Regions from separate parts of the Mus musculus genome. Here all the other regions are linked to region 1. A link is a loop called in an ENCODE intact Hi-C map of the cell type or tissue named here. Cell type or tissue: heart. All regions are shown on one strand.

Evidence for each region. A loop is a pair of places that touch in the nucleus more often than their neighbours do. Peaks named below come from ENCODE experiments on the same cell type or tissue, not always from the same donor. Only the 100,000 strongest peaks of a DNase experiment are listed, where the experiment ranks them.
Region 2: a loop joins it to region 1, with 8 times the contacts of the local background. A loop is called at or near these places in 39 of 42 quality-filtered maps.
Region 3: a loop joins it to region 1, with 2.7 times the contacts of the local background. A loop is called at or near these places in 2 of 42 quality-filtered maps.
Region 4: a loop joins it to region 1, with 3 times the contacts of the local background. A loop is called at or near these places in 15 of 42 quality-filtered maps.
Region 5: it touches region 1 in a loop (6-fold over the local background); 28 of 42 quality-filtered maps call a loop at or near these places.
Region 6: a loop joins it to region 1, with 8 times the contacts of the local background. A loop is called at or near these places in 2 of 42 quality-filtered maps.
Region 7: it touches region 1 in a loop (10-fold over the local background); 29 of 42 quality-filtered maps call a loop at or near these places.

Annotation. Positions count from the first base shown.
Region 1 is chr5:63,904,358-63,908,357 of GRCm38, forward strand. It overlaps a transcript of Rell1 not described here. Among named protein-coding and RNA genes, the nearest start is that of Rell1, 63 kb to the right of the region's middle. In heart, no CTCF peak of the experiment used is centred here; a DNase peak (open chromatin) is centred at 2,314; H3K27me3 peaks cover 2,233 bases.
Region 2 is chr5:64,068,513-64,072,512 of GRCm38, forward strand. No RefSeq gene overlaps it. Among named protein-coding and RNA genes, the nearest start is that of Pgm2, 22 kb to the right of the region's middle. In heart, a CTCF peak has its summit at 1,729 (motif pointing right); a DNase peak (open chromatin) is centred at 1,749; H3K27me3 peaks cover 1,857 bases.
Region 3 is chr5:64,158,140-64,162,139 of GRCm38, forward strand. Tbc1d1 (TBC1 domain family, member 1) reads left to right here and starts at 2,121. Exons shown (of 22, transcript NM_001310611.1): 1 at 2,121-2,366. In heart, a CTCF peak has its summit at 1,808; a DNase peak (open chromatin) is centred at 1,942; H3K4me3 peaks cover 2,839 bases; H3K27ac peaks cover 2,110 bases; H3K27me3 peaks cover 422 bases.
Region 4 is chr5:63,966,447-63,970,446 of GRCm38, forward strand. It overlaps Rell1 (RELT-like 1), which reads right to left and starts at 2,451. Exons shown (of 7, transcript NM_145923.4): 1 at 2,200-2,451. The coding sequence starts at 2,287. In heart, a CTCF peak has its summit at 2,252; DNase peaks (open chromatin) are centred at 1,315, 2,555 and 3,305; H3K4me3 peaks cover 2,565 bases; H3K27ac peaks cover 2,310 bases.
Region 5 is chr5:64,265,936-64,269,935 of GRCm38, forward strand. The region is part of intron 6 of Tbc1d1 (TBC1 domain family, member 1); the gene reads left to right. Among named protein-coding and RNA genes, the nearest start is that of Gm38634, 11 kb to the left of the region's middle. In heart, no CTCF peak of the experiment used is centred here; no DNase peak of the experiment used is centred here.
Region 6 is chr5:64,845,896-64,849,895 of GRCm38, forward strand. No RefSeq gene overlaps it. Among named protein-coding and RNA genes, the nearest start is that of Gm31684, 31 kb to the left of the region's middle. In heart, no CTCF peak of the experiment used is centred here; no DNase peak of the experiment used is centred here.
Region 7 is chr5:64,273,575-64,277,574 of GRCm38, forward strand. Tbc1d1 (TBC1 domain family, member 1) reads left to right here. Exons shown (of 22, transcript NM_001310611.1): 8 at 1,821-1,931. Among named protein-coding and RNA genes, the nearest start is that of Gm38634, 18 kb to the left of the region's middle. In heart, a CTCF peak has its summit at 1,709 (motif pointing left); no DNase peak of the experiment used is centred here.

The sequences.
Region 1 (4,000 bases):
ACACATCCATAAACATAAACTAAAATAAATCTAAAACAAAAAAGGAGAATCCTGATGCTTTGAAAGCAAAATGATATGAGGAATGTATGATAGAATAACAACGTAACAGCGGGGCATATGGTACATTTCCATAATCCCAGCCCTCCAGAGGATGAGGCAGGAAGGTTTTGAGTTCAAGTCTAGCCTGGGTTATATAATGATTCATTGTCTCAAATGCAAGGAAGCAAGCAAGGAAGGAAGGACAGATGGACAGGAGGGAGGGAAAAAGAAAAGTCTGGGGAGATCGCTTGAATGGTCAAGTGTTTTCCTTGCATGTGCAAAACCCTAGGTTCCATTCCAAGTTCTTCTTGTCTAAAACAATGACTGAAGAGCAGCCAAAGGCTTAAACTATGAATTTGCAAATCCAGACTCATAAAGGTTTTCATGACATTAGCCATAAACCAAGTGACAATCTAGTAAAAATGGATGTCATATTTAAACCATAAATTATTTATTTATGGCTTACTTATTTATAGCAAGATGAAATAACTATATACACACTACTTCAAAAGTAATTTGCTGGGAGAGATGGCTATTGGTTGAATTATGGACTGAAATCCTCTCCATCAATTGTGTCTGCAAGCAAATCCTGCCTGGGCGTACTGAGACCCATTGCTCCAGTCACATCCATGTGTAAAGCAGAGGCGATGGCCAGGACTCCCTCTGCACCACAAGACAACACTAAGACATACAGTGCTGCTCACCTGCCCAGCTCCTGGCAAACCATCACAATTAGCTGTCTTCTGGTCACTTGGCTGAGGTCACTGGCTCACTTTCACAAGTCACATTCAACATCTTAGAAACTAAGTCTTAACTGCTACACACCAAAGCTCTCCAAACCACTTCTGATTACACCCATCTCTAAAGTGATAAAGTGACCCTTTCCCACTTACATCATCAATTATCACCCATCATTAAAATTACAATACAGAGGCACTTATCTGGAACAAACTTTATCCCCTTTATTTCATCCCATACTGACCGGTGCACACACAGGAGTTGACCCCACTTAGACTTTTAGGTCACATCACCCTTAAAGTGAGTAGCTCATATTAAGGTGACTCTTTCTTTTAGCGTTCCTTCTTCACAAGGTAATCATGTTGAGGGCCCGTGGGATCTTAAAGGGTCATTAGGCTGTGGAGGCTCCACTCTCAAGAACAAACTGTTTATTTCTCAAGTAACAGCATCAGGTCTCAAGACAGAATTAAGGAGTGAGTTGTGTCTTGTGGGGTTGCATTGGTTACCCTGAGAGCGGTTTTTCCTCTTCTCTGAGTCTTCCTTGGCCCGTCTCACAAACCCTCCTGCTACAGTGATGGTGCACCTGCCATTGTCCAGTGAACATCAAGGGCTTTATTAAATGTGGCTGCTAAGCTCAGACTTTTCAACCTCCCAAACTTGGGAGCAGTTAAGCCTTTTATCCTTTGAAACCATTCGACCCCAGGTATTTTGTTTATAGCCATACAAAACAGTGGCACCAATACCCACTAAAACAGCAGTGCCTTCTGGGAGTTTACGGGCAGGCTATGGCACGCATCACGATTTTGTGTGAATTTTCTACTCCTTAAAAAAGCACAAAGGGATCCCTACAGCAAGCTGGGTAGCTAGACTAATTAAATCAGTGGTGCCTGGGTTTAGTTAGAGAACCCAATGAAGTAAAGAGAAATTTAAGACACTCAGTATTAACATATGCATGCCCACACACATGAGAATGTACAACACACAGGCATGTCACACACACACACACACACACACACACACACACACACACCACATCCACATGCAAAAGTAAACCAACAAGCAAATCCACTGTGCAAACGATGGCTCGGGAAAATGCTAAGCCTCAAAGAAGCCAAGAGCCTGGTTCCCAGCATACAGCGTGAGTGGCAGAGGTAAGGCTCAGCTCTACATCGAAGGTCAAGCTATCTCTCTGAGTCCCAATTGCTTAGTCACACCATTTCTATGACAGCATTTAGGGCCTGAGGTTCTCTCCACAGTCATTCCTGCCTTCATCTGTGTTCACAGGCACTGTCTGGCCTCAGACAGTGAGGAAGCGTTTGAAGGGAAAAACAAGATAGATTGACAGGGTCAGAAAAAAAATGATCAGGAAAAAAAAACCAAACTCGCTCCTTTACTCCCATTAGCTAGCTAGTGATATCCTTTATTTTTAAAGGTTTATTCATTCTGCCAACACATCACGGGGGCTCTGCACACCAGTACACACAAATGGCCGGATCATGCCCCACTGCAGTTCCTACATCCAACCAGAAGAGGGGGCCAAAGTGCTATCTCTGTGTAAGGTGGATGCTCAGCGTCAAACACTTGGCTACAAAGCTCCAAGTTGCGGGGACCCCATTTGTAAGTCCCCTAACCTTCACTTTTTCAACTGTAAGTTTTGGATAGCGCAAGGCTGGCCAGCAAGACAAACTTGAGAAGGAATTGCAGAAGTGTGCAAAACCATAAACAGTGCCCCACCCCCAAAACCATAGATCCTCCAGGAGCCCAGATACAGAGAGCACTGACCAGGGGATCCAGACTGGCCATGATTTGCCACATTCCCAACCCTGACAGTGCCTGTGAACACAGATGAAGGCGGGAATGACTGTGGAGAGAACCTCAGGCCCTAAATGTGCATGCCTGCATTGAAAACGTTCTTATATAGTAAGAGTGGTGTTTCCTACAAAGTTGAAAATAACATAAGGTTAAAATGAATGGAACAAGTACGGAGTCAGAGGTACCGTGTGGACTTGGACTCTTAGCACACAGAAACACAAAGATGTGTATACTATATGGATTACTATACAGAGGGCAGAGGCTGCGACACCCAGTATCAATGAGCACAGCTTGTGTCCTTATTTTAAAAAATACCATTCTCTAGCAAAATGACTTAGGGCTCCTTAGATTCGCAGTTGGTCCTAAGGATGGGATGTTGAGGTTTGGTCTGTTGCTATGAATTGTAATGCTAAGTGTGAGGGGAGCAAGACTTGGTTGTCCCAGAGAGTCCCCACATAGATTCAAGTTATTTCTGATTAGTGAATAAAGATGCCTACAGCCTATAGCTGGGCAAAATTGAGATAGGTGGGGGCTTAGTGTTCCCGGCAGCATTGGAGTTGGAGATGATCACAAGGGGAGAGAGAAAGGTGGAGAGGGGAGTAAGATGCCCTGGGTTAGGAGTCAAGAAAGCACAGCCCTGAGGGCTGGCCAACTGGAGTTAAGAGCAGCCCATGTGAAACAGTAATAACTCAGGGTTATCAACAGGAAATATATTTTAACAGCATAGAAGGTAGATATTTGCCCAGCTGTGCTGTTTAAGGCTTGTAAATATAAAGGTTCCCTGTGTCTTTTATCTAGGAAAAAAAAATGGTCAAAGTCAGGGTAGAAACCTCAAATTGAGATTAAATATTTTCTACAACACTGGGGCAAGGAACAAGAAAACAAGAAGAGCCTGGGGCACCGTCTGGGCCAGAACGTAGTAAGGGGCTAGAAATAGGCGAGACAGAGGAGCGTGGGGGAAGTGGGGAGAGAGAGCACCGTGCCAAAGGCATCAATCTGTAAGAGCTTTCATTACAGGCACTATCCTCGAGGGAATGGAGTTGTATGCCCTTGTCCTGCTCCCTCGCACCCAGAAAAAAAAAAAAAACCCACATTGATACTGAAATTTCAACACCTAGAATAGGCCTCGCGTGACCCTTCTGGGAGCTAGGATCTTTGCAAATGTAACCAAGTTAAGATGAGTTCTTATGATGGATTGCAGTGGGCCCCTAAGCCAGGGGGCAGATGGCCTTAAAAGGAGGAATAGGATACCCACAGAGAAGGATATCTCAAGACACAGATCTTCAATGATGCAGAACTTCAAACCAGGAAATGCTGAGAACTTTCTAACAAACACCTCCCTCAGAATACAGGGTGGACCTAACCCTGGAGAAACGTTGTTTCTAGCTCTGGCCTGAAATAGCTTTCTATA
Region 2 (4,000 bases), 160 kb after region 1:
AGATTTTAAAAGACTTATTTATGAATTGTGTACGTGAGTGTTTTGCGTTGCATGTATGTGCATGCACCGTGTCCATACAGTGTCTAGACAGGCCAATAGACAGTGTTGGACTCCTGGAACTAGAGTTACAGAAGGCTTTGTTATCTGCCATGTAGGTAACAACGGAAACGGAATCCCAGTACCCTGCAAGAGCAACAAGTGCCCTTAACCACTGAGCCACCTCTCCAGAAGTGAGATGTGGAGAATCTTAGAAGCACCTGAAACACACTGTAAAGTGAACATGTATATCTTAGCATTAGGAGGCTGGGGCAGGAAGATTCTGAGTTGAGGCCAGCCTGGGCTATACAGTGAGAAAGGGGAGGGGAAGGGGAAGGGGAAGGGGAAGGGGAAGAGGAAGGGGAAGGGGAAAGAAGGGGGAGGGGAAGAAAGGAAGGGGAAGAAGGGAAGGGGAAGAAGGAGAAGGGGAAGAAGGGGAAGAAGGGAAGGGAAGGGAAGGGAAGGGAAGGGAAGGGAAGGGAAGGGAAGGGAAGGGAAGGGAAGGGAAGGGAAGGGAAGGGAAGGGAAGGGAAGGGAAGGGAAGGGAAGGGAAAGGAAGGGAAGGGGAGAGGGATACATCTCTTCTTCAGTGATTTACTAACATCATATCTTGTTTTTTCATGCCGAACATGCATCTCCAACTACCCTGGAAATCACTCTTTCTATTCACATTTAACACTCCCCCCCCTCATGAATTTCCTTTCTACAATGTTCTTCATGCCTTGCTCCATATCACCTTGAATTAGCTACGGAGTGTTTTCTGCCTGTTGGTTTCTACATCTGTGTGTGGTTAGACTCCGTAGCAAATGAGTCAGGTGTTGTCAAGTGTTCCCACCATTCAGCCATTTCTTCCCCTGTTGGTTTGAATATACTATATGTGTTCATACATTCATCTTACTGAGTGTATATGGATTGCACCTCTCTGTGCTCACAGCCTGTGCTGCTCAAATTTTCAAATACTTCTCTCCACAGCTGTACTCAATTTGTTAGGATGTTTTTCATGAGAGATTTTATTTCAGCATACTGCAATTCAATAAAACTGAACTCTCTGGCCCATTTGAAGTGACTTTAGCACGTCTATGAAGTGTGAATCCAAATGACTTTTCTCCTACTCTTATCTGCTCATTTGGAAATGTTTATTTTACTGTCATTTATGCATGCCCCCACCAGTTTGCAACTCCTGACAATCATTTCTCGGTTCAGTATTTTGAGTGCATACTAGGGGACTGGGAACTATATCTATGTGCCTTGTAGGGTGATCTGCCTTGTAGAAGGCTGATGCAGATAATTCTGACTGAAAGACTTTCCTTTGAGGGGCCAATATTTATTTTTCTTTAGCTCTCGAGCACGTGGACGGTAAAAGCTTTGTTCAGTTTCTCCCTCCTGCTGCAAATGAGGGAAACTGAGGATACCAAGAGATCTTCTGCTGAGAATGTAGGGAAACATGGAGAATTAAAGCATCAATGAGAAGTTAATAATAAAATATGTAGTTAATATTAAAAGCATACCACTAGAGTACATTATTCCCAATGAAAATATATTCCTCATAATGATGGCCATGACTATGAGTTGAAGCCCTGGGCATGTCTTCTAAGCTCCTGACTCTTGGTCACTGTTCCCATTAATTCCGCTGGTAATTTGCCACGATCTGCCACCAGGTGGCAAAAGCCAGATCTCACCTCCACCCTTCTCCATGCTTTTCCTGTACAACAGTGCCTCCCAGCTAGCCAACTAGAAAAGGCATGCTAAAGCCCCACTAAGGACCTCACCAGTAAGATGATCCCCATCCTATAGTAAGTCTGGAACTGTTTGGCAGATCTGACTCATTGCTGCTGCAAGTGTGATTTAAGACAAATCAGGGGGCTGTTTAAAACCCAGTTTACCCAGCTGTGAAAAGAGTAGACACAGACCGGGAAAGCTCAGCATAGAGATTGACCTCAAAATCACTTCCGGTTTTAGCTGGATTACATTTCCTGCTGTTCATGTTTTGTTCTTCAATGAATAATGAAGAGTACAAAATTAAAACTTAAAACATAATGACATCATTCTCTTCTTTCCTTCCTCCAAACCAAACCACCTCATCCATCTTGCTTGCTCTTGTTCTCTCTCTCTCTCTCTCTCTCTCTCTCTCAAAATCATGTCCTTTTTTCTTTGTGTATATATATATATTCATACATACATTCCTAAATATATAAATTCAACCTGCTTAACCCATAAAATGCTAATAGTATGTATGTGACTTCAGTGTTGATCACTTGGTACTGGATAACCAATTTGGGGGCTCTTCCCTGGAGAAGTGTGTGTGTGTGTTTGAGTCAGGGACAGCCTGTGAGAGTCAGTTTTCTCCTTCTACCTTAGTTTCTGGGAGTCAAACTCAGACTATCTAGCTCGGTGGCAAGTGTGTTTGTAAGTGAGTCATCTTGCTGGCAGACAAACCCATTTTTGAGCCAACTAAAATCTGTTTCTCCACTCAGAACCGGTAAAATTTCAAGTCATCATTAAAAGAAAAGGAAATAATAAAATAGCTGGAATCTTTTACAAAGATTTCAAACTAACATGAGATACAAAAATAGATTTTTAGTTGGTAGAATTTATGGCAGTAGCTTTTCATTTGTACATTGAAGAGGGTTTTATTCTTATTCATAAAGCACACAATTGTGGTTTGCAATGAATCACTTTGAAAGAAAATAACCCCTGGGTAGTGAGCTAACTTAGCAGTTAGGGGCACATGATGCTCTCTGAGGGGATCCAAGTTCAGTTCCCAGCACCCACATCAGGAATCTGATAACCATCTGTGACTCCTCCAACTCCAGGAGAACTACTGCCTTCTTCTGGCCTTCATAGACATTTGAATACATGTAAAATAAATGCTTATAGACATAGAAACATACACATAAAAATTTAACTTTTAAAAAAAGAAAGAAAATTATGCCTTTTAATATATATACATATATATATATGATGTGAGTGTATGTGTGTAAACACACTATGTAGCTGAAGCTAGCCTCTAATTCACAATAATTATCTTGCCTCAGTCTCTTGAGTTCTGGGATTATGAAGATAAACATGAAATGTTTTATGTATCCCTAAAAGGTATCTTTTTAATATGAAGAAATTTCCTATGTAAATTTATTTTTCTATCCCATTTTCATTTCTACTTGGGGATACGCTATATAAGAGTAAACTGTAACCTAATATAATATCATCTATTATATCAACATTTCTATTGTCAAGATAATTCCTTATCAGCTAGAGTTCAATTTCTGAAGCTGCCATCCATGGACCAGGGATCTGGTTCTATGGTTAATGGCATCTTCTGACAAGGCTGATGCTATGACCCCCACTTGAGTGCTCTGAAAGATGTGCACATGTGCACACATATACACATACACATGGATGCACACAGGCACAAGTGCATGCACTCCAAATATACAAAAACCATGTATGTTTTAATTGCTACCCATGTGTAAAAAAATTACATTTTAAAAAATGCTTTGGGAAGAACAATGACAATACAAACAATAAAAAGATGTGTAAAATATGAAAATTGTCACTAAAATGCACTTGGCTACATAAGTATGAAAAATACCATATTTTCTCTCTAGTTCCAAATGTATATTTATGTCAACCTTAAATTTGAGGAGAGCTCTCAACAGAACATCTGGGTAATTAGACCATAAAGTCTCTGCAAACAGATGTGCTGGCTTGAAGGCTTGCTATAGTCCCTGATGACTAGGAGGCAAAACATCGCTCCTTAGAAATAAGGGATTCGAAAGTGAAAAGATGCTTTTTCCCCCTGAAAACTATGCATATTATGTTTTACTCCCACAATACATTACATTACATATAAAGAGCAAAAGGTTAACACGTCACTTAAGATCCTGTGGAATCTTGAGCTTCCAAAGAATATAATAAAGACAGTTTAATGGAAATAGATGCATTTGCTTCAACAAGCAATAACCAT
Region 3 (4,000 bases), 250 kb after region 1:
CTTGGCTGGCACTGCTCACAGTGAGACTACAGATTTCTCTTCCTGTTTGACAGTCTTTAACTCTGCAAACCCCACATGCCAGCCTTGATCTAGAGATTTTACTATTTCTTCCTGAGCTGCTGGAACCCAAAGGGTGAGGCAGGCAGGCTGTCTCCTGAGGTCTACAATAAGTCAGTTAAGGGTTGTTTTTTTTGTTTGTTTTTTGTTTTTTGTTTTTTGTTTTTTTTTTTTTTTAAAGTTCCGAATTCTTTATTGTGTGTCTGGGAACTAGAAAGGTGATGTAGAGATAGCTGCCTGGTGCCTGGTACATGGGCACAACACTTCCCCAGGCCAGGTCAGGGTTAGCATGGTTTCTTGCCTCTAAGGTATACATCTCTGAGCTGGAATTTGTGCGAGCTTATGGGGGAATGAACTGCTCCCCCTCCTCCCAGCACCAGCTGGAGCCTGGACTACTAGGCTACTCTACCCAGGCACTGCCTTCCTTTACCATCTGGTCTCTACTTGACTGCTAAGCCTTCCTGCACTCCAGAATCAAACGTTTTGCAGGGAGGAGGTGGCAGGGTGAGGACAAGATAAGGGAAGGAAATGGTAGATGAGGTGGCTCTGGCCCTATTCTGTAAGCATGCTCCAGAAATTCTCTGTCCCTTCTATGGTGGAGACTGCCAGGCAGGGTAGTTAAGCAATAGGTCCAAATGTGGCTGGGATGCTCCTTCAATGGCTGGCATGTCGCTTGTCTTGACGTGGTGACCTTCTGGAAGTAGCCATGGTCTGTAGGCCACAGAGCGGGAAGGACAACTTAACAATGGGGTTGAAGATAAAAGCATGAAACAGTGATAGTATGATGCTGAAGACGATAGAGTTTAGCTGGATAACCTGATCTTTTCCTGCGGAGCATTTTCCACGAACCAATCAACACTCTTTTCCTTAGACTATTCCTGGCTATATCTATTCTCATTCATTCTCTCTCTCTCTCTCTCTCTCTCTCTCTCTCTCTCTCTCTCTCTCTCTCTCTCTCTCTCTCTCGATCTGAAACTAGGAAGACAAACTATGGTGTAATAAAGAATGAACTAACCCCACATGGCAGCTACGGAGGGCTCTAGATACAATCCAAGCCACGTGCACCGCTCACTTTTCTTGGATCCCTTCTGCTCTTTGGAGTGAGTCTGCCTCTTTAACTTGCGGGAATGGTGCTTTGAGAGGTTTCTGTGGCTCTCTGGCGTGCACACAGACGCGCAGTGCGTGCGTGTGTGTGCTCCGCACGCAGAGAGGGAAAAAGCGCGCGGTCCGGGCTCTGCGTCACTCCCCGCACCTGGCCAGAGATGGGTTTAGTAGAGGCTAATCCGCGGAGGGCACTTCATCCCGGGTGTTTCTCTGAGTCCCCGATTTTGCTGCCTGGAGTGCCAGCGTCCCATCCTGCTTCGGTTCCTGGTTCCCCCCACCAGCCCCCATCCTGCCATTCGACCCCAATGCAAGAAGGATGAGGCGGGGGAAGGGCTGGTGGCTGGGTGGCCTGCGGGTACGCTGCGCAGTGATCTCCGGGTCCGTTTCGGAGGGTGCGTGCAGAGAAGCAGGATCCCTCAGGGAGCGCGGGCTCCGCTGCCACCTGCTGAGAACCTCGCACGCCAAAACAGCCTCGGGCAGGGCTACCTGCTATAAATAAGCGGTCAAGAGCCCGGTGTGTGACCACACATCCCGCCGGGAGGGCCATAATCACTTGTGAGCACGCAGGGAATATTCCGGGCCAGGACTTCGCGCTGAGGCTGGATGGGGTGGCGATGCTTGCACCTTCCCCGAGCTCTCGTGGGGTGGCGCCTGGTGGCCCCTGGGCGGGCTGAGGATGGACCGCTGGGGAGCGAGGGGAGGGAGGCCGCGGAGGACCCGCACTGCAGCAGCTGTTGCTCGCCTGTGACTCGCCAGTCTGGGCCGAGTCGCCTAGCCAGAGTCGCTTGGTGCGGAGGGGAAGGGAGGGCATCTACTCCTGTTCTTGGCTCCCGGGGGACTCACTAGGGAGATTCCGGCTGCTGTCCCCCTCCCCCGCCTCTGCTTTCCCCAGCGCTCGCCCAGCCCGGGAGGAGGAAACGCGAGCGAGCCGCGCGCAGACACCTCCTCCTCCTCCTCAGCTGCTGTCGCCGCCGCCGGCCACACCGCGGTGCCTGTTGCTGCAAGCCACCTCGGACCGACCGTCTCTTCAACCCGCAAGAGAAGCAGAGACTGTGGAGTGGACCCCCACCCCAGCAGCGTGGGGCGGCAAGAGCACAGCCAGCTGAGGACCATGGACGCCCCGCCCGCCCAGGCCATCTTCTGGGTGCCCGGGAGCACCTGCGCGCCCTAGCTCAGCCCGGAGTTCTGAGCGTGCCACCTCACTGGTAGGTTCCACCTTGGGTCCTTAGGGTGCGGGGCAACCCTCCACTTCCAGCATGCCCCTGAGCTCCCTTGCTGCAGAGAAGGCGCGGTCCCGCCACCCAAGGGCGTTGCTGCCGGGTCTCTTGGGGTGCTCTGGTGGGGGAGGGGGAAGAGGCGGGATTTCAGAGCTACCTTGTTGTCCTCTGCTTGGGGGTGGGGGGGGGGGGGAGAAACCTTGATGCTTTCTGCGCTGCGACGAAGGTGCTCAGGTCCCCTGCTCCTCCTCCTTGCATATCCCGCCCCACTCCCTCCCGCCAAATATCACCGGGGCACAAGTGTTTGTAAGGCATCCAGCTCGGACGAGGCCGGTCAGAGTGACCCCAGGCCGCCTTTTGAAAGTTCAGGGTACTTTGCAGCGGTAACTTTGGCAGCTTCTCGGTGCACGCAACATTTCTTTCTATGGGCACATCCTGTGCTGGTCATTTTGAAACCCGGCTTGATTGTTTCCTAGCAGCTTCCGGGTTGCTACGTGAGTAAGAGGCTCACTCTAACTTCACAGGTTGCTGTTCTCTTCTTTTCTAAAAGATGTGTCGTTCTGTTTGAACCCCACCTAGGTGTGGCGTTCCTGGTTGTGATTTTATTTTAAATGCCTTGTTCTCCGGAAGTTGCTTAAAAAGGAAAAGAAATTGAAAGTGATGAGTGTTTCTCTCAGCAAACATCTTCAGCGCCCTGGTACTGATGATGGCAGGCATTCACCTCCTACGTACAACCCTCCTTCGTCCTCTTAGTGGCTGCAAGCCGTTCTTCTATTTAGAGCCAGGTGTTAGAAGGGAATTTTTGAATGACCTAATTTAAATGGGTCACACCCAGGAAGCTCAGCTGTCTCTACAAGTCTAAACTTCTAAACTTTTTGCGTTGCACCTCCATGGGCAAAGATCCCTTTTAAGACCCCCTCGATGTGAAGTGGGATTCCCATGAGTTGGAGAATGGCCACACTTAGGCTTTATTGTTTGTGGAGCCTGCTCAAGGTGGGAGGGGTGGGATGGGAGAAGGAGAGGGCAGCTGTACCCAAAGGTAGGAATGTATCACTTTTCAGGGTCTCACTACCTTGCCTGAGAGCTCGCTGAGGCTAGCGAGTTCTTTTCTCTTTTCTCAGCATTCACGGTGCCCCCCTTCTGCAGAGTCAGTTCCTCCCTGGGAACCCTGAGGACTTTCTTAAGGAACCAGGAAGAGGCATGAAAAGTACATAAACGGGTGGGTGCTTTGCAAAACTCTTAGCAATGGGAAGCTGAGCCTCTGATGTGCCTGTCTTTAATGTTCGTTCCTATCAAGTTAAAGGGACCAACTCTCTTAAGTTTATCTGTAAGAAACCATTGATGTGCCGTGAGCTCTACTGTGTGGTAGATGCTGCAGTGAGTTAGCTGGTACCCCATAAAAGGCTGCATGTATGAACTAATGACCAAGGGACCAAATGTGGTGCAATGGACAGTCTGAAACCAGCAGAGGACCATTAAAAGGGATGCTTTTGGGGGGGGGTGTGGATTTGTTCAGTCATTTACAAACCCATAGAAAAGGGGAAAAGCTTTGGTGTAGTTATGACTTATTAATACCAAAGGAGAGCTTTGCAGTGGGCCTCCCTGACACAACCTACCCTTAT
Region 4 (4,000 bases), 62 kb after region 1:
GCGGATTTCTGAGTTCGAGGCCAATCTGGTCTACAGAGTGAGTTCCAGGACTGCCAGGGATACACAGAGAAAACCTGTCTCAAAGAAAAAAAAAAAAAAAAAGGAAGTGATAGAGACTGCCACCCACCCTCTGAGAAGCTCTCTGTCGGTTCTCCACTGTATGGCTCAGATGACTACATACTCCTGATGTGATGTTTGGGCATCTTAGAACTAACTACCTTACAATTTAAGTCAGGTTGCTGAGGCTGACCTATCCTCTATTTTCTCTGGGAAGCATGGGGGACAGTAGAAAGATGATGAATTTAAAACCAAACAGGCTGTATTTATCCCCCCACCCCCCACCCCCCTCTCCCTTCCCCCTACCTCCCACCCCACCCAACCAATGCTTACTGATACAGTGCCTATGTAATGACAGGCCTCAGTTGATCTACAGAGAATAAACACATCTTGGGTCATGAGGAATAAGTTTTAAAATACACATGAAGCACCCAGCTAAAGCACACGGCAGGCTGTCTCTATCAGATGCCATCTCCTTCTTCCTACTTCTGGACTTGGAGTCCAAAGAGATCAGCTGCCAGATGTTCCAGGCTCATCTCTTGATACAGGCCCTAAGCCAGCCAACAAACTGGAAGTTCTATCCTCTCCACCTTAGGTACTTCATTCTTTTTAAGCACTAACTTTCACTCATAAAAGGTTACTAATAGCACCACTCCGTAGAACTTTCTTCAGTCACATTGCAGGCCTGACACCCGGATGTTGTTCAGAAACCCAGCAAAACAAAAACCCACTCTAGGAATGGATTTCTCCTGATGATGGCTGGTTACATGCCTCACTTACTAAACTGTAACAATCTTGCTCCCAGGTTCATCTTTTCTGTTATTGTTCCAAACTCTGCAACAAGTGATACCACTTACTACCTGCAGTCTCCAATCTACGTTGAAACTATGTTGTAGTTACAAGTCTCGGGAAAGAAGCCCAGGATGCACGGGAAAATCTCCCATCCAATAGAACGAGTCACCAGCTTCCCTTTCCCCTGGGTAGATGGCTGAAGGAAATGCGGATCTGCTAATAAATACCCAGGAGACACATCGTCTATCTATCCTGTTCCCTTGCTAGCTCGTTCTGATGCCCATGAAAAAGTAAAGGACAAATGAGAAGCAGGCTCCAAAGCTCCGAGTGACTAGAACATTCTCCAAAAAGAAGAGCAGCACGTATATTTTATAGAGAAGACAGTCACCGTTGGAAGCCTTCCAGCTGCTTATTATTTGGGCCTGAAGAGGAGCCACCCCTGAAGGCAAGCTTGGCAGAGCCTGCTGACGTAAGAATCAGCCTGTGGTAACCCCAAACGGCCAGGAAGGCTTAACTTTTTTTTTTTAAGTACTGCAGCGAGGTGGCAATTAAGAGGGGGAAACAATTATTAAGAATCCCTGGTGTGTGCCTTATAAAAACAGGAGCACAAGGCAAAGGCGTCCTTAAGTAAAAGGTAGACCTCTTAGATTTCAGTTAGAAACTCCCGCTGATGGCTTGTAGTTGAAGACAGCACTCAGCGTCTCGGCTTGGTGGCTTCCACCCCGACCACAGAGGTTCCTTTTGTGATGACAGGATTTGATACAAAGAAAAAGCAGTATACATTATAGATGTCTTTCCTCTTTCCCGGCCTAATTTATCCAGCATGTATGGGAAGGAGTGAGAAATTCCCGACTTACTAAAAGAATCCATAACCACCTGCAAAGACTGGCACTTTCAAGGCTTTAACATAATGAAAAGGAAAGAAGAAAATAAAGCGAGGAAGGAGGCTGGAAAGCAGAACCCTATCCCGGGTGTCAAGATATTCGCCTGGTGAGGCCTCTGAGGACCAGGACAGTAGAAAGGGGTCCACGGCTAGGGAGAAGGCATCCCAGGAAAGCGACATCCTGAAGAATCCGAGTTGGGGTCCCGCCGTTTTTTAGAAGCGGCGGGGAGGGAAGGCGGGACCCCGGCAGGCGGGTGGGGAAGGACTGGAGCCGCGCTGCGCGCCGCACCCTGCCCGGGCCACCCCGGGACACCCAGATGTTCAGAGCCAGATCCGGTAGCACAGCAGGGCGCGCGCAACTCAGGGCGCGGCGGGGTTGTGGGCTCGACCGACTCGTCGAGCCCCTGGCTCCCTTCCGTGCGCAGACCCAACTCACCAGGCGTCCCGACCAGGACCAAAGCACTCACCGGCGGCCACCAGCGGCGAACTCACAGCGCCTCCCACGAACACTGAAGCAGCAAGCACAGCGGACCCCGGGAGTCCCCACAGAGCCATCGCCGCGTCCCTCTGCCCTCCTCGCCCCGGCCGCGGCGTCCCGGGTCGGGGTAGACGGTGCAGCTCGAGGGCTGCCGGGTGGATTGAATGCAGGAGCTCGGCCCCCGCGAGCCCCTACCCGCTCAGCCTGGACCCGCCAGGACCCCGCCCACCGCACGGAAGCCCCGCCCCTGATCGCCGCGCCCCGGTCCCTTGAAGCCTGGACCCGCCTCCGCACGCATGACCCCGCCCCCGAGTCCAGGCCGCGCCTCTCCTGTCACTCCCGCTTCCCCTCTAAACCCTTGGGTCGCGTCAGCCGCGCGCCCAAGCCGTGGCCCCACCCCGAGCCCCGCCCACTGCTGACCCTCTCCGCCTCCTCTGCTGGGCGGGCTAACCCTGCCCAGCCAAGTGGCGGGTCTGCGCGGGAGCCTCAGGCTGGGGCGGGTTACTCCCTTCTCCTGGGTCCTGGGACTAGTCAGATGCGGGAAGAGGAAGGCAGAGGTTAGGCCAGGAAGCCCAGGATGGAGAGCAGACAGGACCAGCAGTTTCAGAATGGCGCGATGTTTTTTTTTTTTTTCTCAATCGGAGTCTTTACCCAGTTAATTAACCTTCGTTAGTGGTCTAGGAAGGAATGCTACGTTCAAAGTCATGGTTGATCGTTTAAACATTAAGGAGAATAAATTAAAAAAAAAAAACTTTTTTAATTGTCCCCATCCCATTCTGTCTAAGCTACTTCTATTGAGGAACACGTCCCCACACACTGGTTGTTTGCTTGCGTTGGACTGGGTTTTGTTTTAATCATCTTGCAAACACTCCCCTGGAACAATTCTTCAACTTTCCAGTCACTTCTGTCTTCATATCCTCACATCAGCTCGGTAAGGTGAGTATTATCCCCATGTCACCGGCCAGGAAGTGAGCTCATGAAGTCTGCATGACCTGGGCCACCATGATCCATGTATCTCCAGTGTTTGCTTGCAGGTTTAATCTCAGCTCCTGGCTCAAGGACAGCATGCACTAAGAGGGCAGAAGTAGTTGTTAAAGGGGAATGTACCTTTTTCTGACTAGCTTCCTTTTAACTAACCAATAGCCTCGTTTTAACTAATCCGTGGAGACTCCACACAAGGTCCTTAAAGCCCAGTCCTGACAGATGTGAGCTGAATGGAGGGTGGGTCTTCAGCCCCTTCTGTAAACTGACTGGTGGCCTCTAATGCTCAAGGGGGAGTTATTTCTCCTCTCTAACACCCTCCACCCTTCTGTTACAAATAGCAATGATGTGAGAATTACCAGGGAGAGAAGCTGAAGGTTGGAGGCCCTGCCCTTTGAGTCAAAGACAGGAACTATGGATCCTATGCACAATTTGTGGCACATCCTGTAGTCTGACAAATGTATCAAAGGGAAAGGTCTGAGAAAGAATGCAGAGGAAAGACATTGTGCTGGCCAGTTTTTTTTTTGTTTTGTTTTGTTTTGTTTGTCAACTCAACACAAACTAGAGATTTGTCTGAGAACCTCAATTGGAAAAAAATATCTCCATAAGATCAGGTTGTAGGCAAGTCTGTAGGGCATTTTTCTTAATGAGTGATTGATGGGGGAGGGCCCAGCCGATTGTGGTTTCTGTAAGAAAGCAGACTGTCCAAGCCACGAGGAACAAAGCCAATAAGCAGCACCCTTCCACGGTCTGGGGGCCAACTCCTGCCTCCAGGCTCCTACCCTGCTTGAGTTCCCGGTTTGTTTCCT
Region 5 (4,000 bases), 360 kb after region 1:
GTGTGTGTTGGGGTAATTTGTGGTGTGTGAATGTATACATATGTGTGCCTGTGTGTGTAGAAGCCAGAGCAGGGACATGGCTGTTTTCCTTTGACTTTCTCTGCCTTGTTGACTTCAGACAGGATTTCTCACTGAACCAGAGCTGGTTTTGGCTGGATTAGTCCGGCTGGTAAGTGCTGAGAGTCTATTTGTCTCTGTTCCCTGTGCAGGAGTTAGAGGCCCGAGCAGCGTGCCCTGCTTTGATTGGAGGTTCAGTGACTTACTGAGGTCTCTTACCACTGAGCTTTCTCCCTTTCTGATTCTACAATTTGAGTTAATCTAGGTACCCTGTATAGTGGAATCAGTAGGATTTGGTTTCTTGGTTTTGGTTTCTTTCACTTAGCATTGCATCTTCTGGGTTTGCTCATTTTATACATGTCAGGATCCTATTTCTTTCTTTGGCTGAATAATATTCTATCAGTTGATTCATTTATTCATCACTGGACATTCCAGTTCTTTTGGCCTTTTCCTGTGTGAGCAGTAGTGCTAAGAATTTTGGTATACACACATCTGTTCAGGTTTCTGCTTTCCATTCTTTAGAGTTAGTGAATTTGCTACTTCATATGGTGAGTGTTCATATGGGTTTCTGTTGCTGTGGTGAAACACCATATCCAAAGCAATTTGGGGACGAAAGGGTTTATTTGGTTTATACTTCCACATCAAGGTTAATTATTGAAGGAAGCCAGGATAGGAAGTCAAACAGGGCAGGAACCTGGAGGCCCAAGGTGATATGGAGGGGTGCTGCTTACAGGCTTGCAACCCATGGCTTGCTCAGCCTGCTTTCTTATAGAAACCATGATGACTGGCCTAGGGATAGCACCGCCCACAATGGGCTGGGCCCCCCATCAATCACTAATGAAGAAAATGCCCTATAGGCTTGCATATAGCCCAGTCTTATGGAGACATTTTCTCAATCAAAGTTCCCTCCTTTCAGACAACTTTTGCTTCTGTCAAGTTGATATAAAACCAGCCGCACAGTGTGTCTGTTTAACTTTCAAGCCTTCCTGTACTCTTCTATAATAATTATATCCCCATTATTCACTGATCCTAACTTCTCTGCATCCTTACAGAAATGATTTTTATAATGGTAGCTGTCCTAATAGGTATGAAATGTTACCTGGTTATTTTTTTATGAGATAAATTAATATAAACATCATAAAGCCTGAAAAGCTTCACGTTGGTCATTACAGTGCTCTAGAAAGAAGCATGATTGATTCATTTAAAAAAAAATATTTCCATGTCGTTACTGCTTGCTGACAGCATATAAACTATATCTGGAATGAGAGTTTTGCTTTAACGAGAGAGCGCAACTGAGAGGCTCGCTAGCGCTTTCCACACGAGCTGTCAAGATAAGGCAGATGATGGTAGAAATGACCCTACGGGCCAGCAGTGACTTGGCCCTTACAGGCAGAGGAGATCTTGATCTGCAGAGCTGGCTCCTGCTGAGTTCCACTTGGTAAATCAGCATTGGGCCTGAGCATGCAGAAAGTTACAGCTGGAGGTTCTATTTGGGACCAAGGGTTTGCTGTTGTGGTTTGGAGAATAATCATTCACTTCCCTTTTACATGTTAACATCCAACCGCGGCAGAAAACTGTACAGCTATAGAGAGCATCCATTAACTATTAAACAGAGCCACGAGGCATCTGGGAGTGGGTGTTTTACTCACTGTGTGTGAAACATTACTAGCGGAATAGATGGTGAGCTATGAAAGGCCACCTTGGAAGAAGAACAAATTTTGGGTCCTTTAATTTTTATGGTTGCAAGTCCAATAAGGAGAATGGAATGATTTCTTGGAAGCCGTTGTAAGGGTGGTCTTGGGTGGGGACGGATCTCAGTGGTAGCATCCTGACCTAGCATGCGTGAGGCCCCAGGTTCTAGGCCAACAACTCCCACCAAGCATTTTATCATTGCCAGTTGAGCATCCCTAATCCTGAAATATAAAAGGCTCCAAAGTCAGCAAGGCTGTGGCTCAGTGGCAGAGTACTTGCCTTGCTTGCATAACACCCTGGGTTCAATTCCGTATACTGCAACCCCCCTCCCCACTCCCAAAGAAAGTTCTTCTATCAGGAAGTTATGTTCTGACCAAGCAGTCCACAAACTATAGGAAGGACCAGTAACATGACCATAAGAAGAAAGAATTAGAGAATTTTTTTCATTATTTTATGTATATGAGTACACTGTAGCTGTACAGATAGTTCTGAGCCTTCATGTGGTTGTTGGGAATTGAATTTTGGACCTCTGCTTGCTTCAGTCAGCCCTGCTCGCTCCGGCTCAAAGATTTATTTATTTATTATAAATAAGTACACTGTAGCTGCCTTCACACCAGAAGAAGGCATCAGATCTCATTATGGGTGGTTGTGAGCCACTATGTGGTTGCTGGGAATTGAACTCAGGACCTTTGGAAAAGCAGTCAGTGCTCTTACCCGCTGAGCCATCCCGCCATCCCGAGAGTGTTTTCTTAATGAGTTGATGTAGTTGAGTTATGTCCCAGAATGTATAAAATAGGAGAAATACATGTGTATTTATTCTAAATACACAAATAATGTATGTGTGGGTACACCACATACTCAGTGCTAGCATGCTAGCACAGGTTCTAAGAATCAAAGCTACTCTGGAGTATGTACTTGAATCTTATAACCATAAAGCCGCTATGATACTTAAAGAACATTTTGCTTATTTCCAAGTTTAGAGGAATAGGAGATTGCTAAAATTAATCATGCTCTCTCTGAAAAACAACATATTGAGTTGGGGTAGACGGGTATACCGTGGTGAGGTGAGGTATCTTGAGTTTAGCTAGGCCCAGTCAGAGGACCCGACCATGAGTATGGTGAAGAAGAGGCCGAGGCTTAGGATTCAGCCTGAGGTTTTCAGTGTGTGGTCTAACTATTCTAGTCTAACTTTCCTAGAGGCCTGAAGCTTCCCTGACTGGCTAACAGTGCAGAGTTTGTTGCTTAGACTAGATCAGGGACCTTTTTTTTTTATATTTGGAAAGGTTTTTAGTTGGTTTTCACTGGGTACTTATTAAACTTAGACACCATTGTGCTTCAGTATTGAAGTATTGCTACAGAAAGCCTTGAGCCTGCCCCTCTGGCCTTTTCTCTACCTCATCCCTCCTCTGTATTCACTTATGTCCTGGAGCCATCTGTGTGTTGGACCACGTGATTCTACCAATCCATAGTGATCTGGTTCTGGAAGCAGACAACTTACCTCCTTAGTTGGACAAAATATATGATTTTAGCATCTTGGTTTCTTATCTATACATTGAGATTACTAAAAACAGGGCTGGCAGGATGACTCAGTGGGTAAGAGCACTTTCTGCTCTTCCAAAGGTCCTGAGTTCAAATCCCAGCAACCACATGGTGGCTCACAACCACCCATAATGAGATCTGACTCCCTCTTCTGGTTCATCTGAAGTCAGCTACAGTGTACTTATGTATAATAATAAATAAATCTTTAAAAAATAAAAATAAATAAACCATCATGTAAACATTAAAAAAAAGATTACTAAAAAAATAATCTGTGATTACTTTGAGATCTCAACATAGGAAGTACTGAATGAAATGGCATTAGTTTTATGGTGGCCTTGTAGAGTTCATCTTGGTTTAAGACAAAATAAGGAAAAAACATTCTGGAAGCGGAAGTGCCTGCTGGACTTTGCATAGGGTCAGTACCTTGTGCCTGTGTAGCCAGTAAGGAGGGCTGGGCTGACCTCCAACTGAAAGAAGAGAGAGGGACACTGGCTTTGGGACAGAGTAGCTACTGACAGACTTCTGGCCTCTCGTGAGTTCCCAAGTCATGAGCTGTGGACACGCACACTCAGCTGTGCAGTGGAAGTATGTTTCCTGAGTCACCCGGCTCCGTGCTCTGGCAGCCTCCTTTCTCTCCAGCCCTCCTCCGTGGAGATGCTTTGACCACTGCCCCTGCTACTTAACTAAGTAGTCACAGTCTTTACTTAGCTGC
Region 6 (4,000 bases), 940 kb after region 1:
AAAACCCCATAAAACAGTTTCAGAGGTTTAGCGAATTATTGTCATGGCAGGAAGCATGACAGCATACAGACAGACATAGTGCTACAGAAGAAACTGAGAGTGCTATATCCTGATCCACAGGCAGCTGGAAAAGAGCTGTGTGCCACTGAGCCTGGGCTCAAGCATCTGAGACCTCAAAGCCCACCTGACAGCAACACACTTCCTCCAGCAAGGCCATACCTACTCCAACAAGACCACCCCTCCTAACAGTGTCACTCCCTTTGGGGCCAAGCATTCAAACACGTGAGTCTATGGGGGCCATACCTATTCAAACCACCACCCAAAGGCACATCTCCTAAGCCTCTCCAAATTGTGTCACCAGTTGGGAAACAGGAATGCAAATGCCTGAGAATTTGTGAGACAAGAACCATATCATTTAACCCACCATTGGGAAAAGGGACCTTATTTGGTTTATACATCCTGATCACAGTCTATCATGAAGAAAAATCAGGGAGGGAACTCAAGAAGGAACATAGAAGCAGGAGCTGAAGCTGAGAACGTGGAGGAAAGATGCTAAATGGCTTTCTTAGTCTGCTTCCTAATACAATGCAGGGCCACTTCTCAACCAGCACTGTCAACAGCAGGCTGGACTCTCCCAAAACAATCATCAATCAACAAAATGCTTCACAGACTTGCCTACAGGCCAATCTCATGGAAGTATTTTCTCCATTGAAGATTCCTTTTTTTCAGATGACCCTGGTCTGTGTCAAGTTGACAAAAATCTAATCAGCATGACATGCAAATTAACAAATGCTATACATTATATCAACAGAATGATAGAAAAAAACATATGATCATCTCAATAAAGAAAAAAAACTATTTGATAAAATTCAATTTATCTGTGTAATAAAAAGCCCTGAGGGCTGGAGAGATGGCTCAGTGGTTAAGAACATTGCTCTTCGGAAGGTCCTGAGTTCAAATCCCAGCAACCACATGGTGGCTCACAACCATCCGTAATGAGATATGACGCCCTCTTCTGGTGCATCTGAAGACAGCTACAGTGTACTTAGATATAATAATAAATAAATCTTTAAAAGAAAGAAAGAAAGAAAGAAAGAAAGAAAGAAGGAAGGAAGGAAGGAAGGAAGGAAGGAAGGAAGGAAGGAAAGAAGGAAAGAAGGAAAGAAGGAAAGAAGGAAAGAAAGAAAGAAAGAAATTGTTTAAAAAAAAAGCCCTGAAAAATAATATACATAGAAGGATTGTATGATAACATAAAGAAGACTATTACAAATTTAACTAACAACAAAAGAATGGGAAAAACCAAATGCACTTTCTCTAAGACTGAAGACAAAACAAGAGTGTATATACTCAGTATATATACTTCTAGTATTCTTATTTATGAATACTAGAAGCCCTGGAAGGTCATGAGAAAGAAATGAAAAATATTCAAATTGGAAAATGTGGTGGTTTGAGAAAAAAATGGCCTCCCTAGGCTTGTACTACTAGAAGGTACGGCATTGTTGGAGTGGGTGTGGCCTTGCTAGAGTGGGTGTGGCCTAGTTGGAGCAAGTATGTCACTGGGGGCAAGCTTTGAGATTTCAAATGCTCAAGGCACACCCAGTGTGACAATCTCTTCCTGCTGACACGGACTGACATCCAGACACAGACTTCTCAGCTATCTTTCCTGAACCATGCATAACACCATGCTTCCCACAATGATGATAAATCTCTGAATTGTAAGCCAGCCCCAATTAAATGTTTTCCTGTAATAGTCATGGTGTCTCTTCACAGCAATAGAAACCCCTAACTAAGACAGAAAGGAAGGACTAAAATTATCCATGCTTGTAAATAACATAATTTTATACTTAAAAAAATAATGTGTGAATACTAACTATCCCATCAAAACAGATGTTAAAGTTTATTAAAAAAATTAATAAAATTACACAATAAAAATCAGTATACAAAACACAGAAATGTCCTCCTTTTTATCATATTGTTTTCTGTTCTGTGGTTTCTGCCTGGTTGGTTTGGCCCAAAGCCTAGCTTCTCAATTTCTTTTCAAGCTGACAAGTACTTTTAAATTTTATTTTATTTTATTTTATTTTATTTTATTTTATTTTATTTTATTTTATTTATTATGAGAGTGTGTGTGATGACCTGGTGAGGGATGTACCCAGTGCATGTCACAGGACAGTTCTATGGAAGTAATTCTTTTCTTCTACCTTTAAATGGCTTCTGGGGATGGGACTCAGGTCACCCACCAGGCTTGCATGTCAGACAGACCACAGCCTCTTTGCAAAAGAAGAAGAAGGAAGAGGAGCAGAAGGAGGAAGAGGAGGGGGAGGGGAGGGGGAGGGAGAAGGAAAAGAACGGTTTCTTCTTTACCCCCAAGTCCCCTTTCCTCTCAGATCTCAGGCAGCTGTCATTGAGAGAAAGTGCTTTGTCCTGACTCAGAAATGTCACAAAGGTGCTAAGTGTCCTGAGTTGGTTTAGCTGCCAGGTTTACTATTTGATTTGCCTTCAGTTTGTTTTGTTGTTGTGTTGTTTTGGTTTTGTTTTTGTTTCTTTTTTTTTTTTTCATAAAAATTGGTGATGTTTCACTCAGCTTCCATGTAGCTGGATTTTTGTTCAATGATAGACTGGGGTAGTGGGGGCAAATGAATCGTTAGACCTGAACAGACTAGACAGAACATACCCTGACTCCAATGGAAAAAAAAAAAAGACCCTTAGTGAAAAATGATGCATAAACCAGGTCACTATTTGGAGAATAGGCTGTTTTTGTTACCATAATCATATGTCAAGCCAGATGGCTGGCGTTAAAGGAAAATGCTGAAACTTAGTTGTGACAATATAAGTGTCTTTTATTGATTTCTAGGTAAGATATATTTCTTCCCAAGGCTGAAATCTGTCACTCACATGCAAACTCTTTTAGTGGATTTGTCTGGGAATCCCCATGTGCCACAAAGTGAGATGAAGAAGTCAAGTCTCTCCTTCCACCACGTTGGCTCTGCGAATGGAACTCAAGTTGTCACCTTGGTGGTGGCATGTACCTTTATCCACACAGAGCCTGGCAGTTTGAATGAGAATGGCCTCCATAGGCTCCTGTGCTTGAAGGCTTGGCCCTCAGTTGGTGGCACTGTTTGGGAAGGATTAAGAGGTGTGGTCTTGTTGGAAGAGTGAGTTATTGAGGTGAGAGCTTTGAGTTTCAAAAGCCCACACCATTCCTAAATCAATCTCTCTCTCTCTCTCTCTCTCTCTCTCTCTCTCTCTCTCTCTCTCTCTCTCTTCCTCTCCCTTCCCCTCCCCCTCCCCCCTCTCTCTTCCTCTCCCTTCCCCTCCCCCTCCCCCTCTCTCTTTCTCTCTCTTGCTCTCCCCCATCCCGTAGTTGTTGTCTTAGTACACCTACATTCCTTCAGTGCTGTTTCTGCCTTCCTTGCTCTCATGCTTCAGCCATGATGGTCATAGACTCACCCTCAAAAACCCTTAGCCCAATAACTCTTTCTTCTATAAGTTACCTTGGTCATGGTGTCTTAGCACAGTAATAGAAAAGTAATTAAGATATCCTCAAACATATAAAATAAATATTTTTAATAAATTGAAGAAAAATGTAAAGAATACCCAGAAGGGTTTGGTGTATATGAGTTCGATACCAGCCCTTGGGAGGCAGAGGCAGGTGGACTTCTATGAATTCTAAGCCTGCCTGGTATACTGAGTCCCAAGCCAGCCACGGTACATAGTGAATCCAGAAGAAAGAGGAAGAAAAGGGCATTAAAGCTACATGTTTTATTTTTAAATGCATACATAATTAAAAATCACAGTTTAAACTTTCAGCTTCAAAGTGGGCATCCGTGCAAATAGGAGAAAGGGACTAACAAAGAAAGAAAAAATGAGTGCTCTGTCACCCAGGTGGGGCTGTATTAGTCTATCTTCAGCAGTCCATCTTAGTCCTGTGAGAAAAGTAACTAGTCCAGAAAACATTAGAAAAGCATTCATCTGGTCCTGTCTCCTGCCAGCTACCTGA
Region 7 (4,000 bases), 370 kb after region 1:
GCTTGGCTGTTTTGATTGTTTAAATGGACATATAACACATTTATAGAAAAGCACACAAGTGGATGCTGTATGCACCATTTCGGTCAGCACTGAGGGTGAGCATGGAGCCTTTTCTCTGCTGCTGAATGCACCTGTCACTGTCCTAGATATCACTGCCCCTGGTAACTGCCATACCAGCTTCTGGCACCTCTGACTGTGAACAAATTATTGACCACAAAGTGATGCTACTCAACTTGATTCATAATCATTTTTGTGATTGTCACTCTGATTAATGGATGTGAATAAAAACTGAAAGAAGTAGTGGTTTAGCCACTGTAGAGAATGGTGAACCACAGGAGAGATTTTAGGGTGGCGACACATCCCTGATCTTCTTGAATGCAGTGGGAGGGTAGCGTCGCCATACTTCAAAAAGATTCTGAGGAAGTATTTATTTCTTGACTCTGTGACACCACAGATAATGCATTTCTGCTGCGCTGCAGCCATTGCCTGGGGTGGTTAATGAGTTCGTTGGGGGTCTCCTGGCTCCTGCAGTACTTCCCCATGCCTGCTTGTTACTTCATTTTTCTGTCAGTTTGAAGTTTTGACCCCCTCTCTCTGGATCTCTGTTGTTGGTATGTGTGTGCACGAGCACTCAGAGTTGCACTGCATAGTTCCCGTGATCAGACTGAGGTCAGATGGTTGGCAGTGAGTGCCTTTATCCGCTGAGGCATCTTATCAACCTTTAAAACTTGCAATTCCAAATGACCTTTTCCGGAAGGCTGGATTATCAGAATTCTGGATTAAGCTTTCCTTATCGTTAATGCTTGTGACTCTAAGGATAACGCCAATGTCCCTTCGTTAGCTGGGAAGAAATTAGCCAGTGGTGGCACTGACACAGACTCTGCTGCGTGTGTAGCTGATCCGTCCGCTCGTCATTCCTGACCTGTTCAAGGGCAGGCCACAGTCTGGAGTTAGAGAAGAACAAGGCGGATGGCCAGGAACTCTGTGTCTCTCTGGGGTGATTTGGGCAATTGGTTTTATTTTCATTCACAGAAAGGAATGTGTTGAATTAGATGACTTCTGAAAATACCCTGTGGCTGATAATTCAAATGCAAAGATTTGGAAGGTGGAGGGGAGAGCCCACAGTATTTTGTGAACCACTATGGCTAGGTGGGATGAGTGGTAACTAAAACCTGCATGTTCTCATTTGTTAAGCAGTGTGCCTTGCCACTGCTGGCAAATTAAACGTCCTTGTGAATTTAAAAAAGGAGAGCTAAAGGACCAGAGAGAGGGTAGAAAGGGAGGGACAGAGACAGAGGAGGAGGGGAGAGGAGGGCGTGGGAGGACGACTGAGAACTTGGCATACACGTGTTCATCAAAGTGTCTGCTTCACAGGGACACACGGGCCACATGACGGGAGCACTCACCCCGTAACAGCTTGACCCTGGATCCAATTGACGAGTTCCTTTCTAGATCCCCAGTCTTAAGAGCTTATAAATGTGTAACCATTATGACTTGACTCTGGGTGTTTACATAGATTTTGTTTTATCTCTTTTTAAAAGCTGTTTATTTATTAACTATTTTGACCCCCACTATTTGACGTTAAAATTTTTATCTTGGGTAAAAGGACATCGAAGATGACTCCTAAATACGGCCCAGTTAGCTCTGCCCTCCGTTCGGTTAAACAGTTGCCTGCACTCTTAGGGTGACTGGTGCCCCCTAGTGAGGTCATGGAAGAAAAGCACTCGTTCCTGGGTGGAGGTTGTTAGCACACTGCAGTTTTGTCGACAATAAGAAAAGAAATGTAATGTTTATGTTTCTGATCTTTTTCCCCCCAAAAGAAATTGAGACCAAGAAACGAGCAGCGAGAGAATGAATTAATTATTTCTTTTCTGAGGTGCTTATATGAAGAGAAGCAAAAAGAGCACAGCCACACTGGGGAGCCAAAGCAGGTGAGCGCCCTCTGACCCGGGGGGCCCCTTATGGGGCTGCTTACTTAGACACAGAAGCTAGAGAGCCTCCTCCTCCCCATAGGCTTCCTTTTCATTGTTGCACAGCTGGAGAAAATGAGGGACGGTTGGTTGTGTTTAAAGATGGCGAGAGACATTTCGGAGCCACAGCACGTGGGAGAAGCTGGTCTTTGTTGCTTTTGCCCTTTGAATTGAGATTACATTATCTCACAGAAGACATAGAGTCTTGGAGTAGTTAAGACATGTTTTAAATGTGTCCTAGCAGTAGGAATTAGGCCACAGTCAGAGAGCGGTCTGTATCCATCATTTGGCAGAAGTGTAAGAACGCTGCAGGTGTCCTGAAAAGGCATTCTCTTGTGCCCCAGTGCCATGGCTATGACCTGGAAGCATCTCAGGAGAGAAACTTGAGGATGCCTGCTGTCGCTGTGGTGCTTAGACCCTGTGACCCAGCAGTGTTGTCCCCATTATTTCCCTTGCAAAACCTTTTATGTGAGTGCTTCAGGAGCTATGTACAAGAGAGTTCACTGCAGCCTCCATCCTAAAAGTCGGAAAATGGAGTAAATAATACTTAGTAGCAGGGCCAGGAATAGGTTTGTTATACAATGCACTTAGACTGTACTCTGGCTGAAGGGAGTCAGCCAGAAGCATTTTTGAGCATGAATAAATATTTAAAACAATATTGGGAGAAGAAAGATAATTGCAGAAAGACTTGTGTGGTGTGGTATGACAGTGTGTGTGTGTGTGTGTGTGTGTGTGTTATTTAAATCGAGATTTCACATATGAGAGAAAAAGTGACATTTGTTCTTCTAAGTCTGGCTTATTTCAGTTACCATGTTTATCTCTAGTTCCATCCATTTCCTTCAGATGGCATAATTTTGTTCGTTTATGTGGCCGAATGAAACTCTGTTGTATGCCTGCACCACATTTGCTTTATTCATTCATTTATTGATGGGCATCTAAGCTGATTCTGTTCCTTGCTAATTTGACTAGCACTGCAGTAAACATGGATGTGAAGGTGGCTCTGTGTATGCTGGCTTAGAATCCTGTGAGTACACAGCCAAGAGTGGCCTGCCTGGGTCACGTGGTAGTTCTCTTTCTAGAGTTTTGACGAATCTTCATGCTGACTTTGATAGTGGCCACACTAATAGTGGCATCTATTCCTTAGGTGGTTATGTACATGTGAGGCAGCATATGTTTTATGAATAGATGTAAATTAAAATACAAAATATGAATTAATATAAGCACCAAATTCAAGAGAGTGCTTGCCATGGTGGGTGGTACTGGTGGTCGGGAGATTCCAGTAAAGAGTAACAGTTTCCCCTAGGGGCAGAAGCCAGAACGTAGGTAGCAGCCATGATAAGTGACAGACGTGAGTAGACACTCTGTTCTGTGTTGGAATGACTATTCATTCATTTAAAGGTCATGGCATATCTGGGAAGACAGTTCCGTCTACAGGTGGGGGACCGAGGGGCATCAGGGAGTGCACTGGCTGTGCCACACAGCTGAGGACCTGACAGTTCCAGAGCACCCTGCTCCTCTCACCCCTCAGTGTCTGGGGGTGCTAACTTGGCCAGACTTAAGTATGGCAGAGGTATTTGTGTTAGTCTCTATACGTTCTGTGTGCTTGCCTACTGCAGAGAGTGTGCTGGTGTTTAGAGCAATGGAGAATCTGCTTGTCTTTCCTTTCTAGCAGACAGAGCCGTCAGTGAAGGTCCGTGTGAGCAGGTGTGCTCAGATTGGGGCGTAACTTCTTGGAAACATACTTCCTTGCTAACAGGAGCATCACGTATTCAGTGCCTGTGGGGTTCCACTGTGCTCTGGCTCAGTGTTAGCATAGCTGAGAAAAAGCAGACTGCTTTCATAGGAGAAAGACCGGAAGGGGGAGAGGATAAAGGAGAGGAATTATAAAAAGATATGGGAAGGATGGATTCAGTTGATAAATTTAATTTTTAACTTAGTCTCTCAAATGCCCCCCTAGGTAAGATACTGCTTTATTTTAAAAGGTTGTCAAAGTAGGTTTTGTCCCAGATCCTATGTTCGGTGCTTGCCAT